Regions from separate parts of the Mus musculus genome. Here region 1 is linked to region 2. Evidence: chromatin loops called from intact Hi-C (ENCODE). Cell type or tissue: gastrocnemius. All regions are shown on one strand. Links, peaks and the distances in the headings refer to the core of each region. The heading gives the core; the rest is flanking DNA.

Evidence for each region. A loop is a pair of places that touch in the nucleus more often than their neighbours do. Peaks named below come from ENCODE experiments on the same cell type or tissue, not always from the same donor. Only the 100,000 strongest peaks of a DNase experiment are listed, where the experiment ranks them.
Region 1: a loop joins it to region 2, with 2.3 times the contacts of the local background. A loop is called at or near these places in 8 of 42 quality-filtered maps.

What each region holds. Positions count from the first base shown.
Region 1 is chr16:8,407,402-8,417,580 of GRCm38, reverse strand. It overlaps Tmem114 (transmembrane protein 114), which reads left to right. Exons shown (of 4, transcript NM_029070.2): 3 at 5,343-5,480; 4 at 7,820-8,305. The coding sequence ends at 8,052. Among named protein-coding and RNA genes, the nearest start is that of Gm24579, 9.7 kb to the right of the region's middle. In gastrocnemius, for the core only: a CTCF peak has its summit at 5,169 (motif pointing left); a DNase peak (open chromatin) is centred at 8,071.
Region 2 is chr16:8,639,352-8,649,530 of GRCm38, reverse strand. It overlaps Pmm2 (phosphomannomutase 2), which reads right to left. Exons shown (of 9, transcript NM_016881.3): 2 at 6,682-6,793; 3 at 4,086-4,162; 4 at 3,267-3,358; 5 at 784-883; 6 at 574-649. Among named protein-coding and RNA genes, the nearest start is that of Tmem186, 6.7 kb to the right of the region's middle. In gastrocnemius, for the core only: a CTCF peak has its summit at 5,490 (motif pointing left); a DNase peak (open chromatin) is centred at 5,455; H3K27ac peaks cover 219 bases.

The DNA.
Region 1 (10,179 bases), core at 641-8,640, 230 kb after region 2:
CTGGCTATCTCTGAAAAGATGAGGTTGGGGGCGGGGAAATCGCCAGACTGGGTTTCCTGGCATTCAGGATGCACGGGCGCTGCAGTCGTGTGGAAAATTAAAATGAAGCTGGGTGCGAAATGAGAATGGAAGAGCGGGGGTGGAACCAGAGGGGACATAAAACACACAACGCTGCAAAGCTCTGGGCATAGCAGGGAAATAACGTATGATTTCCTCATAGCGGTGCTGCAGGCAAGTTGGGATTCAGAGAGCAAGTGAGGCCAGAGCCCCCGCAGTCTGCTCTGCTTTGGATATAGAATCTCCCCTCACAGTCTTGGTCTGTGGAGAGGTCACCGAGTGTCCAGGGCAGAGAGAGGTCACCGGGTGGCAAGAGCAGAGAGGCCACTGAGCGGCACTAGCTGTGTCCGTGGCGAATCTGTGGATGCGTCTGAGTTATGAGCTTTAGTCCGAGCAGGTTGAGGAAGTGGCTGAGAAGTACTGTGTTCCTGGCCTCCCCCGCCACCCCATCTCTTCCTCACTCCCTAGAGATGGGTAGCTCTTGTCTACTATGGTGTTTCTGCTGTCACCAGCCTGAGAGCCAGGAAACCCAGTGAGCAAAGACAGAAGCCTTGGAAACTCAGCCCAAAGCAACCTTTCTTCTTTATTTTTCTCTCACTCAGATGTTTTGCCACAGCTGACTAATGCAGGGCCTCAACTCCTTGGGAGTGTGAAGGCGTGGGTATGAAGGCAGCCTTTCTGGGCATCTATGGAAAGCCAACCCATGCTTAAAAATCTTAAAGCATCGATTCCACTTGTACAATCTCTGTGACATTTTTGTTTGTTTGTTTTGTTTTTTGTTTTTCTAGACAGGGTTTCTCTGTGTAGCCCTGGCTGTCCTAGAACTCACTCTGTAGACCAGGCTGGCCTTGAACTCAGAAATCCACCTGCCTCTGCCTCCCAAGTGCTGTGTGCGCCACCACTGCCTGGTTCTCTGTGACATTTTTAGGGCGAGGTTTACAGTGTTTGTTTGAAGTGGTGGTGACAAGCCTCAGGGGGTGCGGGTCAGATGAGTAGACATTTCTGTGTATACACGATGTTAAGGAAAATTATGGAGCCTGTAAGATGAAAGGATGAATATGCCTAGAACATTAAGCTGCGTGGGGGAATGGTTGTGCTAGTTACAGTGTTACAGGTTGTGCACTGCTGTTTGCTGCCATCTCTCAGCCGGATTAGTCAGGGTTCCCTTATTAGGACACCTGACTTGTTCGGCTCATGAGCACAGAAAGTTTATTTTTGTTCATGGATCTGAAGGTCACACTGTGCTGTTCTCAGTTGGGCCCATCACTTTGTGGCTGTGGTGACACAATGCGGTGGGGACACTTGGCTGAGCAAAACTGCTCCTTTCACAGCCGGGATGTAGGAATGAGACGAGAGCAGGCTCCCACCGTGTCCTTGGGAGGTACATTTCCATCTACTTCAGGCCCAGCTCCTGCTGTTCTCATCACCTCCGGATGATGAGCTTCTGAGACACTTATCCTAAGCATAGCCAGTATAACACTCAGATCTATAATGACGCCATACAGCTCTCTATAATGTAATGATACCATGGTCACCATAGCAACCACCTATTGAGCATCTACTCTTGGCATATATGATACTCCTACTGTGTATCACCCAAGGTGTATGGTAGTGTGGTAAATGATACTACTAACAAATAAACATACCTGGATCTAAGAGATGGCTCAGTAGGCAGGAGCACTTGCCTCATACACCTTGTGACCTGAGTTCCATTCCTAAGACCCAGGTTCATTAGGTTTTTCTCCTGTTGTCATAATAGAATACCCATGACAAGGACAACTTATTGGAAAGGGCTTATTTGGCTCATAGTTCCAGAGGGATAGAACTCAATCCCAGTATGGAAGGCAAGGTGGGTGGCAGGAGCAGGAGGCAGGCTGATCCCATTACATCCACACCAAGGAAACAAAAACTGAATGGAAGATGGGGTCAGTCTATAAGCCTCAAAGCCCGCTGGACCTCTGTGATGTACATTTTCTGGCAGAGCCCCTCTTCCCAAAGGTTCCACAACCTTAACAAACATTGCCTCCAGCTGGGGACAAAGTGTTCAAACACACAGACCTACAGGGGAACAGTTCCTATGCAAACCACATCACCACGTAGAGGTGGAAGGAGAGACCTGACCCCACAAAGCTGTCCTCCGATGTCCACATGCATGCCACGGGATGCCACCCCTACATTAAATGAATACATTTAGAAGAGAGATGCCCACGCCCTCAGCTCCAGAATCAGTGAGTGACCGGCTTTATTGGGGAAGAGCAACACTGTGAATGGAGTTGAGGATCTTGAGTTGAGGCCCTCTTGGGTTAGTGTAATAGGCTGTAAGGCCCGTGATGAGCGAGTGTCCTTACAAGAGGAAACACACAGAGAAGAGACAGAGGCAGAGGGAGAACCTAAGCCAATGCTGCTGCCTGCTGCCACAAAGTGGCTGCTGAGAGGCAGGGCCACCCCCTGCCGTGGGGATGAGGATCATGTTTTCAAACACCTTGACTCTAAAGCTTAGCAAATAAATCCTTGGTGGTGGTTTATGGTTTGGCTGGGTCTCGAGTTGCCCAGTCTGGCCAAGCATGCACGGTGTCGCTGAGAGTGACCTTAAAGTTTTGATCCTTCTGCTTCTACCTCCCAACTACTGCGATTATAGGCATGCACAATGATGTCTGGTTTAAATTGCTTGTTTTTGAGATGTTATTGTTATTATTGTTGTTGTTATTATTGTTATTATTACTACTACTATATGTGTGTGTGTGTTATGTCAATGCACGCCCTGTGGGCAGTGCTCATGAAGGCCAGGGAAGAATTGGGCCCCCTTAGAGCTGGCATCACAGATGGTTGTTAGCTGCCACTTGGGTGCTGTCTTAGTCAGGGTTTCTATTCCTGCACAAACATCATGACCAAGAAGCAAGTTGGGGAGGAAAGGGTTTATTCGGCTTACATTTCCATACTGCTGTTGATCACCAAAGGATGCAGGACTGGAACTCAAGCAGGTCAGAAAGCAGGAGCTGATGCAGAGGCCATGGAGGGATGTTCTTTTCTGGCTTGCTCAGCCTGCTCTCTTATAGAACCCAAGACAACCAGCCCAGAGATGGTCCCACCCACAAGGGGCCTTTCCCCCTTGATCACTAATTGAGAAAATGCCTTACAGTTGGATCTCATGGAGGCATTTCCTCAACTGAAGCTCCTTTCTCTGTGATAACTCCAGCTGTGTCAAGTTGACACAAAACTAGCCAATACAGGTGCGTAGACTCAAATCCTTGGACAAGCTTCTGATGCTCCTAACTGCTGAGTCACCTCTTCAGGGTGCTACACACACCCCTTAAAAGGTTTTGGGAATCATGCCTAGTTTCCCTTGGTGCTGGATTTGGAACACAGTCCTGAATGGTAGGCAAGCAGTGTACGGAGCCACATCCCCAGAACCACCCTCTGAGCTTTCATACTGAGCCTTTAATCTCAGTGTTCAGGAGGCAGAGGCAGTGAAATGTCTGAGTTCGAGGCCAGCCTGGTCTGCAGAGTGAGTTCCAGGACAGCCCGGGCTACACAGAGAAACCCTGTCTTGAGAATCAAAACAAACAAAAGACGATGCACTTTTCCACATTGCCAGTACTGGAGTTACAGATGCTGCTGTTGCACCCCACTTTCTTTAAGCTTTCAAACTCAGGTCCCGATGTTTGTACAACAGGTGCTTAATGGACAGACCTATCTCTCCAGCCCCACCATGATTGGTGTTTTCCTTTCATGTACCGAGTCCCCAACTCACAGGCTCAGAGGATGGGCTATTTGTTGGCTCTCCATTTGACAGATGAGAAAACTGAGGTTGCAAAGCTACCCCCAGCTTGTTATGTTAGAACAGACACTGGAGCCCTGGGGATGGGAATGTGAGCAGCCGGTGCTCGGCCGATCCTGAGACACTGAGGGACACACGAGTGCCAGTGCGCCTGGTGGTTGAGGCTGTTGATTTGTTTAATGGCTTTTGAGGATTGTGTAGCACCGTGGTCTTGATGCTAATCCCTGTGTGCAGTCTATCAGCTCATCCACAGGGTGTACTGTCCGTGAGCTATTCATCTTTGTCTCTGGACTGTGGAGCTGGGCTCCTAGCAGACAGCATCTAGTCATCTGCTGAATTTAATATGCCCTGGGGGGAAGGGCCGAGGAGATGGTCTAGAGAGTAAAGAGCTTGTGGCTCAAGGGTGAGAATCCAAGTTCAAATCTCTAGCACCCGCAGAAAAGGTCAAAATTGAAAGGGCAATTTCCACCCATTCTACTATTTTTACAGATAGACCCCCAGATCACAGTCAGAGACTGCCTGTATGACAGGTTTAAAATCTTGTTCATTATCGTGTGTGGTGTGTGAACAGGTGTAGCACAGCCCACAGAGAGACCTGAGGACAGCTTTGTAGCCTTAGCTTTCTCCTCCTGTCTTCAGGCAAACATGGCCAGTGGTTTTGCCAATGGAGCCATCTCACTAACCCCTGTATTGCATTAATGTTTTATTGTTAAGATCACCAAGGGTTTGGGGTGTGGGATGAGATTAGATCCATGCCCCCCCTCCCAGGATAAAATGAGTCATGTGCCTTGAATTTATGATGTGTCTGTAATTTGGGACAGGACCAGGCAGAGGCAGAACATGAGTATAGGGTTTTGTTTTTGTTTTTCAAGACACAGTTTTTCTGTTTAACAGCCCTGGCTGTCCTGGAACTCATTTTGTAGACCAGGCTGGTCTTGAACTCACAGAGATCGGCATGCCTCTACCTCCCGAGTGGTGGGATTAAAGGAGTGTGCCACCACACCTGACCTTGTATGTTTTAAAAAATTAGTTAATTTCTCACACCTGGGAATGAAACCCAGGTCCCTGCAAGAGCAGCTCGTACTCTAAACCACTGAGCCATCTCTCCAGCCCCAGGTGTAGGGATTTTATAAGCTGTTCTTTCTCCACCGCCTCTGCTCACCACTTGTCACTGTCCTCAGCTAGAAGGGAACTAGATTTTCCCCCAGACTTGGTGGTGTTTATCTCTTAGACTTACTTGGTCCTTTGCATACTCATTAGAATAGCCGGCTCTTGAATCGGCACTGAGAGAATAAGTAAATAATACAACACTGCCCTCTAGGGGTTGCAGAGAGTAAGTGCAAAGATGCTCACAGTTCAGACCATGCATTCAGGAGTCTCCACGGTTCTTAACTACCACTAGAAGTAGTTGTGTAGACCTACTTTTGTGGGTACGTGGTAAACATATGTAAATGATTGGATGCTAGATATTAGTAACCCCCTGTGCCTGTTACCCTCTTCTCCTTAGCTATGCACGGGACATTCGTGATCTTATTGCCACTCAGTCTGATCGTGATGGTGTTTGGGGGGATGACCGGGTTCTTGAGCTTCCTCCTCCGAGCTCACCTCCTTCTGCTGCTCACCGGGATCCTCTTTCTCTTTGGAGGTAGGTGTACACCTGCCCGGGGCCTAGGCTCTACAGTTGTACTGATGGTGAACGCCGTGCTGTAAACCTCTTTAGGGGCAGGTCTCAGCTTCTCTAAGGGCTTCCCCCCATTGTGACAGTACAGTAGCTGGGAAAGGCAGTGGTTTTCAGCCTTAAGCTCCCCAGATCTCTGGTTCCAGGAAGGAAGAAGGACGGGGTAGGGCACAGCCTTAGGAGTCATCCCCAGCATCTCGCTGCAAAGCTGTGTCGTCTGCCACCTCTCTGTCTTGGTCTCCCAAGGATGGCCTTGGCTTCCGGTTTAGAGCTGTGGGCTGACACCCGCTGTCTTTGCTCCCTTCTGATGTGGGAAATCAGACTGACCAGGCACAGAAGGACACAGTGCACATGCATGGCTTCACTGGGTTCTCAGTAAGCAGAGCTCATGGTGAGACAGAACAGAGCCACAAGTAGAAGCAGCGGATGGGTCTGGGGACACGCCAGCTGTGTGGCACTCAGCTTCATTTAGCAGGCATAAGTTCAGGGATCTATTGTCCATTCTTGTGATTACAGTCAGTACCCATAGACCGTGTATCCATACGCCTTGCACTTGAATGTGGCCAAGAGGGTAGATTTTATGTGTTTCACTATAAAAAGAAGTTGTGTGAGTTGACCCATGTATTTAACAGTGTCTTAAGCTACTCCATGCACACACTTTACCGCCATGTGCATCATACTCTGAAAATGTGCAAGGTTTACTGCGAGAAAGTGACACACTTCAGGGCATGGCAGTACACACCCATCAGGCTGAGTGTTGATCTCAAGCTGAAGTCCAGATAATACCGTACAGTGTAACTTTTACAAACAGAAAACAATACCAAGTCAAGCCATACCTCTCAAACCCAAATCCAAACCACACCCTCCAAAAACCCAAACCCATCCTTAAACCAAACCTAACCAAACAAACTTAATCAACCACGTCCAAACCAAAGCCAGGTCAGCAGACACCGGCCGAGGCAGTTCTGTTTACATGACTGGCTACAGGCCTTGGGAAAGTGGGACCCACAGCCCAGATGGGTGCCCTCTGGCTCCCTGAATTACAAGGGAAAGAAAGACAGAGGCCTGGGAAATGGCTCAGCATGTAAGAACATTTGGTATGTAAGCAAGAGAACCCAGGTTAAGATCCCCCCAAACCATGGAACAATCCAGGCATGATTGTGTGTGTGTGTATGTGTGTGTGTGTGTGTATTGTGTATAGAATGAGAGGAAGGAAGGGGGAGGAAACAGGAGGGTGTTGCTAAAACTTCTCCCTAGAAAAGTTGTAAACCACATCTTTCCCCCTTCTTGGGTCCCAATGATTCACTGATTCAACGGAAGTTCACCAGGGGAACCTGTGAGTTTATGAGGCTTACAGGCAGAGCAGTGGGTGAGGCAGAGCATAGATGACCTTAAAGCAGCCACCCCAGGAGGTCTGCACCCACCCAGCATGTGTGATGACTCCCTGTGGCTGTGTAGATGAAGCCTACCCCTTTTCTCCCCTCCGGATCTCCTCCAACCCTTCCCACAAGCCCACAAAAAATTAGGGTAGAAATGCTTCTAATGGTGGTGGCTAGATCCTCAGGTGAGGGTGCTAAGACCCTCTCTGCCCCCTCCAGGCCAGCAGAACTCCTGATGTTGGCAGCAGTTTGGCTGGGAGGACAGACCTGCATAATGAGGGAGAGGGGAAGAGGAGAGAGACAGAGGAGGGAGAGGAAGGTAGGGGGAGGGAGATGAGGGAGGAGAAAGAGAAGAGAAAGAGGTGTATGTGAAGAAAATCCAGCTCTTATGTTAAAAGAATAGAAGTTTTTTTTTTTTTCTTTTTCTTTTTTCCTGGAGCTGACTATTAGTGACCATGGTCTGGGAACAGAGATTCAGGTCTTCCGTCTCCACAAATATCATGTTCCAATGAAGTAGAAATTCATGGAACGTTTTATGGCAACGAATAAAGAAAGCCATAAGTGGTCCATCGGTGGGTACATTTGGATAGGTGAGTTTAAGTAAGATGCGGAGAAGGCTGCTCTAGGGCTGGCTTGCTGACAGCCCGATAAGCCCTTTGGCGGGGACGGACAAATCTACATCATCGAAGTCTTAATCAACCCGCCTTGGCAGACATAGCTTCTTTCCAGGACTTCTCAGGCACAATGGAGAAGGATGGAGGCAGGAAGGACGGAGGAGGTGAGAGGAAGAGGAGTTGAAAGAAGAGTGAGGAAGGAAGCTGAGGGGGTGGAGGAGAGAAGGGGTGGGGGTTCAGGAGGGAACTGGGTGGAGGAGGAGGAGGAGCAGACCAAGAGGTCCTGAATGACTGTCCCTGTCTTTCCCTGCAGCCATGGTGACCCTCACTGGAATCAGCATCTACATTGCGTACTCAGCAGTTGCCTTCCGAGAGGCAGTATGCCTCCTGGAGGAGAGGGCCCTGCTGGATCAGGTGGATATACGCTTTGGCTGGTCTCTGGCCCTCGGCTGGATTAGCTTTGTATCTGAGCTGCTCACTGGGGTGGTCTTCCTGGCAGCGGCGCGTGCGCTCAGCCTGAGCCAGAGGCAGGACCAAGCCATCTGAGTTTGGCCAACCCAGGAGGCGCAGGGCCTTTTGGACCCATCTCAGTGGATGGCAACCTTTTCTTACTCAAATACCATTGACAGAAGCCAGAAAGCCAGTGGTGGCTCGCTGAGGATGAGTGCCCCCTGGCTGCTGTCTTTGTGCTATCTGGGCTGCCCAGTCTGCTGTGATGTGCGCATGTGTGTGCTTCTGGTAGTCCGGAAGAGAGGGAGTGTGGAGCCCTTATCACCTGAAATAAACACCAATCCTAGTCACCCGGTAGTTTTTGAGCTCTGCCTCACCCTGCGCCTCCTCTGGCTTCATTTTGTCCTTGGCCCTGCCCTTTGGATCAGCTTCTCTTCTTTGTGAGAAGATGCTGGGTGGATCAGAGAGGTGGGATAACGTGTGCAAAGGTGCACAGAGACACGGGCATGCTTGGCTCTTCAAGAGTCACCCTGTCACGGTGGTGGCACACGCCTTTAATCCCAGCACTTGGGAGGCAGAGGCAGGCGGATTTCTGAGTTCGAGGCCAGCCTGGTCTACAGAGTGAGTTCCAGGACAGCCAGGGCTACACAGAGAAACCCTGTCTCGAAAAACCAAAAAAAAAAAAAAAAAAAAAAAAAAGAAAAGAAAAGAAAAGAAAAGAAGAGTCACCCTGTCTGCCAGCACAGCGTCCCAGGGTCCTGTGGGGTCCTTCTACCTCAGATGCTACCTTAAGCTTCACACAACCTGGACCCAGACAGGAGGACACAGTGGGTAGCACCAGGGAGAAGTCAGAGCTCTGGGGTCCCAGCACCAAGGAGGGAAGGTTTCCTGAGTGAGTCACTCCAGCCAGTGTGTGTGAATAGAGGGGGTCGGTGAGAGTAGAGTGCAGGGAGAAGTGGAGGGAGGGGTTAAAGAAGGAAGTGGAGGGGGTAGGAAAGAAGGGATGGAGGGGGGAACAGAGAGTGGAGGAGGAGGGGAGTGGAGGTGAAGAAGGGCATGTGGGAGGGTTGGGGTGGAGGTGGAGGAGAGGGAAGTGAGAGAGGGGAGTTGGGGTGGAGGAGGGAAGTGGAGGATTTGGGAAGAGTACTGCCTAATTCTCCATAGGAAAGGTTTTCTGGTACAAGGAGTTTCTGGGCTAGGGGCTCACTTTGGAAATGTTAACAGATGTATCTCAGAGGCTAGAGACCCCCTGGACCACTCAGCTGGGCAGTGTTGGTCCTCTGTACTTCTCCAGGGGTGTCGGGAGGCCCCCAGAGGAAGAGGGGCAGGCACAACCAGTACGAACATCCCTCGAAACCACAGTTTCATCCTCAGATGCTCACCTCTGTGTCTGTGCCCAGCTTGAAGGCCAGATGTCAGCCCTCGCCCAGCCTAGTGTGGAGCTTGGCAGTACTCAGCAGGAGTCACTGGGGACTGCAGCCCAGGATGGGAGGTGGGGATCCTTGGGCTGAAGGAACTGCAGGAGCTGCCAGTGCGTCAGTGGGTTTCACGGCCATTGGTGCGTGTTATTAGATGACAACACTGTTCTCAGCATCATGACATCATACCTTCACAATGTCACCATCCTCGCAGGACATTGTCATCAAATGACACCACTATAGTCACCAATGACATCATAGCCTTTCTGTGACACCAACATCCTAAGGACTGTCTTAGTTACTTTTCTATTGCTGTGACCAAACGCTACGACCATTTTAAAGTCGGGACTCACAGGCTCAGAGAGTTAGAGTTTGTGACCATCATGGCAGGCAGGCAGGCAGGCAGGCAGGCAGGCAGGCAGGCAGGCAGGCAGGCAGGCAGGCAGACGGGCGGGCGGGCGGGCAGGCAGGCAGACATAGCACTGGGGCAGTAGCTGAGTGCTTACATCTTTACCCAATAGTAGGAGGCAGAGAGCTAACAGGAAGTGGATGGGTTTTTGAAACCTCAAAGTCCATCCCTAATGACACACCTCCTCCAACACCTCCTAATCCTTCCCAAACAGTCCCATCAGCTGAGGATCAAATATTCAAACCTGTGAGTCTACAGTGGTCATTCAAACAACCCCAATGACACTGTCATCTCCCTGACATCACTGTCACTCTCAGAATGACATCCACTTTATCAGAGCATTATAATCCTCAGCCATGACATCTTCATCCTTACATCTTTTTCAACATGACACCA
Region 2 (10,179 bases), core at 852-8,851:
CCCTTGGGCATGCACATGGTCCTCACACATACATGCAGGCAAACACTCATAAAATAAATAAAGCTTTAAAAGAGAGAGATTAACAAATGAAAGAAGCCAGTTGCAGAGGAAGACTGGAAGCTCTTCCTTATCCTGGCATTAACAAACAAACAAACAAACCACCCTGTGAACAAAGCACACCTAATACAAAAAGAGGGAGGGGCTATAAAAGAGCATGCCGTGCCTGGCTGGAAGCTCACCACCCACTTCCACTCTGGGGTACCTTTTCCTTTCTTAGTAACATGTCTATTTCTACTCCACATCTAACTCTGAAAGCACGGTTTTCCCACCTCTCCTCCTGGTGGCTACTGGGATCTTCACCTAACCTGTATTGTTTTTCTCTTAAACTAATAAAATCGTTCGTGATTCCCTCTGAGTCTTTTCTAACGTCTTTTATTAGTGGGACTGTGAGTTCCCATACGGGAACCTCCGTTTCCCCAGTAGCAACCATGGCACGTTCCATCCCCTGAGCACCCAGCAGCCCTCACATGCTCCGGAGCACAGGGGCCACAGCCTGCCTGGGGTGCGCCATACCTATGGAGAACGTGAGGCCTTTCCCTGCAAACTCCTTCCGCAGGTCTGCTACGAACTTTTGTCGTATATGTTCTTTCTGAGAGACACAAACAGACAGACAGACAGCAATCATCCACTGTATCGCAGTACAGAAGCATTTTAAAAGACTGGCCACAGGCTATACGGTTTCTCCAAGCTGGCCATTTCCCCCACAAACATCTGAGAACTTACTTTATCGAGTTCGTAGAATTCAATTCGTTCTTCTTGGCTGCAGCTTCTTCCAATTGGGGACACATTCAACATGCCATTTCGGAATTCAATGAAAGTTCCCCTGGGGAGGAGAATGGGACAAGGGGTGCCCCCAAATATAAAACACCTTATTTATTTGGGCAACAGCACATTCTAGACAGCATGAGTAAGTGACATCATGGAAGCTTTGAGCCACACAGTACTACAGACTTAAATCGTGGATCATCTAAATTGAGCTGAACAGAGACTTGGCGTGGATGAGAAATGGAATCCTCGTTCAGATCTTTAAAATGCGTGTATACACGTATGCACATAAACATGTGTGAATGCACGCTGGAAGCAGCGTCCATCGTGGGCGTGTTCAAGGCTTGCTCTCCACCTGATTTTGAAGACAGCCCCTCAGTGAGTCTGGAGCTTACCAATCAGCTTCAAGGCCTGGTCAGCAGCCCAGAGCCGCACCTGTCCTCTGCCTCCTCAGCACCAGCTACCAGCAGGCACCACCAGATCCAGCTTTTGTGAGGGTGGTAGGAATCAAAATCAGGTTCTCAGTCTTGAACAGAAAATGTTTTATTGATTGCACTAATCTCCCAGCTGTGGTAGAACAGAAACGGCCCCCACAGACTCGTGTTTGAACGCTTAGTCACCAGGGAGTAGCATTATTGGAGATGTGGCCTTGTTGGAGGAAATGTCAGAGGTGGTGGGCTTGGAGGTTGCTGATGCTCAAGCCAGGCCCACTATAACCATCTCTTCCTGTGGATCCAGATGTAGAACTCTCTCTCAGCTACTTCTCCAGCACCATGGTGACAATGGAACAAACCTCTGAACTATCAGGCAGCCCCAATCAATGTTGTCATTTATAAGAGTTGCTATGGCCATGGTGTCTCTTCATAGCAATAGAAATCCAAACTAAGACACCAGCCCTATTTCTTTTTTTTTTTTGAGCAACATGTAGAGATGTAGTAAAGAACTCCCAAGAGTGGGGAGGATCGTAGGGAGGAATATCCCACACCCCACTTTTTAGACAGTGTCTTATGTAACCTAGGCTGCCCTTGAACTTGCCATGTAGCTAGTGATGGATGATCTGGAGCCCCTGGTCCTCCTTCTTCTACCTCCCAAGTGCTGGGGTTACACCTTGAGGCACCATGTCTCACTAGTCATAACATTTAACATCGACTATTTGCTAAGATGATGGTATGTGTGTGTGTGTGTGTGTGTGTGTGTGTGTGTGTGTGTGTATACACACACACACACAGACACATACATACTAGGGAACCTGGGTGTGTTACTAATCACTGCACGTGCCTCACCGTTTCTGCCACACCTGCTGTAGGAGCATCTAATGGTAACAAGGGCTGGAAAGGAGCCCAGCTCAAAGGCACTTGCTCTTTAGAGAATCAAATCTGCTCCTGGGGCATCTGGTTTGCTAGTGAGCTCTTGAACAGACTGATGTCATGAAGAGAGGACACTGACAGGCTCTGAGATATGCTCCATGCAGTCTCACTAATGGCTCAGGAAACCTGATGTATTCAGAGGCAGACTGCTCATTCAGGCCTGTCATGATCACAGGAAATGGAGCTGACCAACATGTTTCAGTTATTCCAGGGAAGATGGCTAGATACTTCTTAAAAAATTATGTCTTTAGTTTTAGATCTAAAATAATAATAATAATAATAATAATAATAATAATAATAATAATAATAAATACATATATATTGTGAAGAACGGGTAGGATAAGCATGTATGTAGGTCAGAGGACAGTTTGTTTTGGGGTGTCCTGCTCTGCCAGTCTCTGCTTTAGTCCCTTGAGACAAGGTCTTCGGATGACCCTGGCTTTATGGAGGGCCTGTGAGCCCCAGTGGTCCTGACTCCGTCCTCCACAGTGCTTAGAGTGCAGTGTACATGGGACCAAGGCTAACTTTCTATGCGAGGCCTGGGGATGTGCACTGAGCTTTCCACGCTTGCACAGCCAGCCTTTCCTCTTCCTCACCCGCCAGCCCTGTAGCGTGGACTTCAAGCACCACAAGCAAACACACTTGCTTCTGTATTCATCCAGCTTTACACTTTCAAACTGCAAGCTTCCGATGCTTTTAAAAAATTATGTGTGTATGTGTCTTTTACAAATGTGTATGTAGCCGGGCAGTGGTGGCGCACGCCTTTAATCCCAACACTTGGGAGGCAGAGGCAGACGAATTTCTGAGTTCGAGGCCAGCCTGGTCTACAGAGTGAACTCCAGGACAGCCAGGGCTACACAGAGAAACCCTGTCTCAAAACAAACAAACAAACAAACAAACAACCCCAAAAAACCAAAACCAATGTATGTGTGTGTATGTAAGTTGTGCATGTAACGTATGTAATGCATATGTGCGTGTGCACAGCTAGCATTCGACAGCTTTCACTACCACTCTCCACCTATGAGTCCACTGCTCAGTATTCTAGAAGAGCCTCTCTGTGAAGGGTGAACTCACCTTTTCTTAGGGAGTTTAATGTTTGCAATGTAGCTCAGACAGTAGTTGATCAGGTCTTGGATCACATCCTCCCCCAGATGCCCTTGAATATTCTAGGCAAACAAAGCATGAGTTATTTGATACAACAGGAAGTACTTTCAAACGGCTCATGGCACATGCAGCTATCCTGCTAACACTGCAGAAGGCACCGGCTGACCTAGCAGGGACAATGACACACCCGGATGTCCTTTCCCCTCGTTCTCTTTTCTGCTGGTGAGAAACATTAGGTAAAACACTGTGCCTCCGTCAGAGGCCGTCTCAGCTTCAGCACTCAGGAACCTGGACCTCTTTCACAGCTCCTCGGAACCTGGGCCTCTTTCACAGCTCCTCGGAAGGGCCAGAGAGCTCAGTGCGGCGGCTCTTAGTGCTAAGTACAGCTTCTCTTTCACAGCCCCTGCCTGGGTGAGTGGCCTGCTCTAGCTTTGGCTATTGTAATAGGCACGCTGGACTCCAGCAGCTTTAAAAGGCCATTATAAAGATGCAGTCACTATCTGGAACAAGCCACAGCTGCACAGGCAAAATTCAAATTTAACAAAGAACACACTGTGAAGATTCCCTCCCTCCTGCCCAGAGGCAATCCATCCTTATCTCACACAGTGTGCTCTTCTCTGGTCTGTTTACTTTATTCTTTATAAACGGGACTCTCATTAAGCTGCCCAGGTTGGTCTTGAACTCACTTTCTAGCCCAGGTACCTAAGATGCCTGGCTGTCCCAGGAGGGCTGGCTTACTTATGGCGCAGTAGCAGTCATCCAGAATGGGCTGCATTTGTAAAAACTTACCTGCTTACACAATAGCTTCCCATCTTTGTACGCTACCAAGCCATTCTCTGGAAACACATAATCGTATTTCTCAACCACTACAACCAAAACAAGATAAAGCTGAGGGTGCGTTGAATAGAAACCTGCCTTTCTCTTCCTTCCTCAACACCCACCACCAAGGACCTGGCTAAGCACCTAAGACCTTGGCAGCCCTTCTCGTCCAGAGGCTGGGGACTGCCACAGCAGCTTTGGCTGTAAGCCTGAGGGATGACAAATGAGCTGCGGGTGGACCCTGCCTCCAGCCTGTAAGGTAAGATGCTGGCCCATGCCTGCTTCCAACTGCCATGAATTAGCACCAGGAACAAAGTGGAAAGGACACAACCACACTCTGCTCTCAGGCTTGCCAGAGCAGAACTGCTAGGCTCCATTTGTTTTTTGTTTTTGTTTTTTAAATATTTATTATTTTTGGCTAGGCCATGGTGGGGCGTGCCTTTAATCCCAGCACTCAAGAGGCAAAAGCAGTTGAATCTCTGAGTTCGAGGTCAGCCTGGGGTACACAGAGAAACAAACAAAACCCAAATACATCCACATATTATTTTGTGAACACATGTACACATCATGGTGTTCATGGAGGCGGGGTCAGTTCTCTCCTGTGCGGGTTCTGAGTACTGAACTTGTGCTGTTAATTGCTTTTACCCACTGAGCAATCTCCCAGACCCCAAAATATTTTTTTTATAAAAAAATAAAAATTTAAATACTGTTTTAAAAGATGATTCTTACACTCATTTCGACTGGAAGACTAGCATATAACCCACAAAAGATCTGCCTGCTACTGCTTCCCCAGTGCTGGACTAAAGGCACGTGCTCCGGTGCCTGCTTGTTTGTTTTTGAGACAGGCCCTCATGAAGCCCATGCTGGCCTGGATCTCATTACACAGTCTAGCGCGTCCTCAGGCCCACAGCAAGTCCCCAGAGTGCTAAGGTTACAGGCGTGTCCACTAGCCCTGATGGATGATGCCAGGTGAGCTCTCAACTGGCTTCCAGGTGAATGTTAACTCTTGTTATCCTCCCTGAAGCACAGTTCTGCTACAGTGACAGAAAACCTCTCAGAGCATGTTCTTAACTACAGCACTGGAGCCAGGGATGGCAAACACCTCTGTGACAGGATTTCTTGGGCTGAATATGCCTCTTAATGTTGCTGTGAGTGTTTCTAAAGTGAGTACCTCCGAGGAAGATGAAGTGGCATGTGTCCTGCAGATGCAGAGACGACTTCCAGTGATCTGACCCACAGACTTGCACTTTCAGATAAGACATGCTGAGTCCCAACCATGGCAATGTGATCCCCAGGACACACCTGGCAATGTCTGGAGACAGCCTGGGCTGTTACACTGGCTGAGTATGTGTGTGTGTGCACTCTACTGGCACCTAGTGGAGAGGCAAGAGATGGCCTGAAGCCTGCTACAGTGAACTATCCTGTCTAATATGTCCTTAGTACTAACCTGACTCTGGGACAACAGTGAGGTTTCTGTCTGTTTTAACCTCATGTCAGTTTTTAAAGGAAAAAAAAAATGTATTCTATGTGTATGAGTGGTTTATCTGCATGTATGTGTGTGCACCTTATGGGACTGGAATTACAGATAGTTGTGAGCTGCCATGTGGGTCCTCCATAGGAGCAGCAAGTGCTGTTAACTGCTAAGCCATCTCTCCAGCCTTGGCTTTTTAGCTTTCTGAAGACAGGGTTTCACTCTGTATTCCCGTCTGATCTCAAAACTCCAGACTCCCTTGTCTCAGCTGCCCAGGTGCCTGGTTCACAGACATTCCACACTACAACAGGTAGTGAAGAACTCTGTTTGTCAATCTCTCTGCTCACTGCTTCTCACAGACTAGCTACCCCAGAGACCCTGGGAAAACAGAGATAAATAACAGTCTGCAACATAGACTTAAGTTTAGTCTTTAAGACAGTGCTCTCTCTACCAGCAGGTCAGGCACCAGAATTTTGGGAGGGGACACTTGCGAAAACATGATATCCAGGTCCTAGAGACCCACTGTTTCACCATCTCCAAGAAAGAGGCCAGAAGACTCTCCAGCTAATGCCTGTCACTCCAGCACCCGGGAAGTGGAGACAGGAGATGAGTTTGAGCCCAGCCTGGGCTACAGAATTACACCCTATCTCAAAGGTTCTCTAGCTTGCCAGTCCTGTGTGTGAAGACTGGTGCTAGGGGAATCTAGTGCCTCTCATGACTAGGGAACCCTGGAATACACCGGGTCAGAGCAACAGGGACAATGTACTGAGACCAGAGGTATCTCCTTATCTGAGTGTGTGTGTGGGGGGGGTGACAGCCAGGAGGTGGGGCCTGGGCTGAAGTGACAGAGAAGTGACAAGGTTCCGCAAGCACAGACACAGGCATGCACACACGGCAGGGAGAGTCTATCTGTACACCTGAGGGAAGGGTCTGTCAGAGATCACAGAACTTACTTTTATATGACTAAAGCAAAGGCCAAATAAGGGCAAAGAAAATGTTTTCCCAGAGAAGGCAGAAAGTGTGCTCCATGGGTGATGGTGGCAGGTCTCAGTATCCTCAGCATTAGTCGTGGGCCGGAGTACAGTCAGCACTTACCATCATTTCCCAGTTGCTCTTGCAGTTTCTCAAAATCTGACCCACCTACCACTCCAATTTTGGTCTTCTGCCTCAATTTTTGTAGAAAGCCATCCATTTCTTCTGTAATTTTCTACATATCAGGAAGGAAAACAGGAAGATTTTGAGTCACATAATCAAATGAAAACTGCAAACTAATCCAGCCTACCCTGAATCAGCAAGCTAATTTGCCTCACACAAGCCCAGCGGTATTACTAGGCCTGTAGAAAAATTTAAATATTTAGTTATTATTTGGGGCTATTAACCTTTTTTGTTTTTTTTTCCCCTTTCCCCACTTTCTTGTGTGTTCGTTTTCTTTTGAGTTTGGGTTGTGTTATACTGCCTGGGCTAACCTTGAACTCCTGGCTAAAGAACACCCCCATCTTGGGGGTAGCAGTACCACGCTCCTTTGTTCCAGGTACCTGTCAGTCTGTTATCCCTCTGTCCCCACAGGAGCAGATAATGTATGGTTATGGAGCTATTCTGTCCTGGGTTATGACTTGCTTTTTTTATTCTGTGTTGTGGTGACCTTTTTATACATAGATTTAGCTTATTCTTTTTTGTTGGTTTTCTTTGAATATATGTCTGTATACCACATGCATGCAGTTGCCTGAGGGCAGAAGTGGGCACCAGATCATCTGGAACCAGAGTTACATATGGTTGTAGCTACTTTGTGGATGCTGGGTCCTCTGGAAGAGCAGCCAGTGCTTTTAACCACAGCACCATCTCTCCAGCCCCATAATCGTTTGTTTTTTAAAGGTGTCACAAGCCTGCAATACCAGTGTTTGGGAAATGGGAGCAGGAAGATCAGGAATTCAAGGCTACTTGGATTTCCTAAAAATGTCTTTTAACAGACAAACAAACAACTAGGGGTCTGTGCTGGCTAGATTTATGTCAACTAGGCACAAACCACAGCCAGTCATCTGAGAGGAAGAAATCTCAACTGAGAAAATGCATGCATAAGATCGGGCTGTGGGCCAGCCTGTAGAGCATTTTCTTAATTAGTGATTGACGGGAGAGGGCCCAGTTCTTTGTGGGTGGGGCCGTCCCTGGGTTGGTGGTTGTAGGTTCTATAAGAAAGCAGGCAAAGCGTGGAGCACGCTAGTAAGCAGCAACCGTCTAGGGCTTCTGTATCAGTTCCTGCCTCCACATTCCTACCCTCACTGCTTTTGATAAGGAACAGAGATATGGAACTGTTAGCAAAATAAACCCTTTTCTCCCCAAGTTACCTTTTGGTTAGGTGTTTCACTGCTGCAGGAGGTAAGCCTACAGCAGGGCCTTAGGATGCATCTTTTATACTTTTTGTTGATTTGGTTTTATGGGTGCTGAGGAGTCAGTGCAGCCTTCTGCATTCTAGGCAAACACCCCACCACTGAGATGCAGCCCCAGCCACATTTCCCCAACTTCTTGTTTGTTTGTTTGTTTGTTTTTGAGACAAGGTTTCTCTGTGTAACAGCTCTGATTGTCCTAAAACTCACTTTATAGACCAGGTTTGCTTTGAACTCATAGAGATCCACCTGCCTCTGCCTCCCAAGTGCTGGGATTAAATGTATGCAACACCATACTTGGCTTTCCTCTCAACTTTTGACAGAGAAATACTGACTTACTAAAAAAGAACTAGAACTTTGCTAGTTGTCTCTTTGGGCCACTGAATTAATCCCCAAGTGGTTTGCTACATCAGAATGGTTGATAGGGAAGACTACAAAATTAAAGAAATGGAATTCTAACCACAGCAAAGCAGTCCCACCTTCAGCAGAAGGGCAACTCAAGCTTTGCACGCTGATGAGCCACATGGCACTGTGGTCAGCCAACGTGACACATCCTGCTGTATCCTCTCAATTCACAGGACAATTTCCTTAGCTCTGTGCCCACCTGAGCTCTTTCTGTAGCTTTTTTCTCAGCTTAAATATCGCCAAAGTGAAGAGGTTGTGAAAATACCTTTGATGCTCATGCTTACCAGCTGATTTCAAAAGTGAAACAGACAACCAATCCTGAGAATTATAAAACAATATAATAAGCAGGTTAACACCTGAAAAATGGAATTGAGGTGAAAGAAAAAGAATTATGGAAGGTATTTCAGAGGTGGCAACAGCTGTGGATTCCAGGAGGCATCAAACAGACCTGTGTGCCATTAGACCAATAACTAAGTATTACTGGAGCAGAACACTGACGCTCTATGTCGGTGTTCCTGTGGCTTCTGTCCCACAGAGAGTTAAATAGCTGTGACAGAGACTATGTGGCCTGCAAACCTCAACATACTGACTCTCTGGGCCTGGGGGCTAGCTTAGCAGGAGTGCTTTCCTAGCTTGTTCAAGCTGTTGGGCTCGATCTCCACAACCAACAAATAAATGTGTGTGTGTGTGTGCGTGTGTGTGTGTGCGCGCGCGCTTCTGCCTTGTACAGAAGAGTATGCCAACTCTGCACTATGGTAATAGAATACTAGTGAGATGTGACTCTGAGCATTGAAGGGCGGTACCCTTGACCTTCATGCTGAGAGGAAAGGGGTGAAGTAGCTCAGTGACCCTGGTTTAAAGTCACTCAACAAGAGCAAACACACAGTGACAGGGACTGGGCTTCTCTGTTCATTATTTTTGTCAATGATCTCTGTGAGATTTTCCAGGATGCCACAGTTGGAAAATGATTCATGAAGCTGTTAGGGCCTGAATCCATTTGTCTTCTTTTGTTCTGAATCTTATCTCAAGTTACGGGGTAGGGAAGAAAGCACCCAGGAAGACAGACTTCTATACAAACAGGGAAATGTGCAAACCTCTGGGTCCGTGCTAATCACGTGGAGCCTACAGAGGCCATATCCTGTTACAACAACCACAATAAAAGATAACCTGTTCTTCCTCTTCCAGATTGCACTGTGATTAGTGATGTTTGATAACGCACACAGATGAGACAGGGAAGGCGGATGATACATAGATCTGTTGCTAGAATATTTTAATTGCAGAACCCAACATACAGGAAACTTCTCTTCTAAATTACTTTTCTCTTATTGTTACAATTGCTTGTGATCACTGCCCGCATGGTGTTCTAAGGGTTGAAAGCACATCTGGATCACCTGGCTCCTTCTCTATCTTATACTTCATGTCCATCTACTGCCATTTAGCTAGGGACACGGAAGCACTTTCCCAGTAGCTTATCTAGTACCTGGAGTGGTCTCCACCCTTGCACAGGAAAAGGAAATGACAAACAAGACCGTCAACAGTGCCCTGGAGCTTAGGTCCTTGAAGCACAGCTGCCGTAAGAAACGGAGGTGCCACGTCTTAATAGTTTTACTTCAGTTTCCTTATGGTAGAATGGTAGCAGCTGGACAGTAAATGCCTTTATTCTCAGCACTCAGAAGGCAGAGGCAGAGGCAGGGGGATCTCCATGAGTTCGAGGCCAGCATGGTCTACAGAGATAATTCAAGGACAGGCAAAGCTACACCAAGAATCCCTGCCTTGAAAAAACAAAAAACCAGCAGGGCAGTGGTGG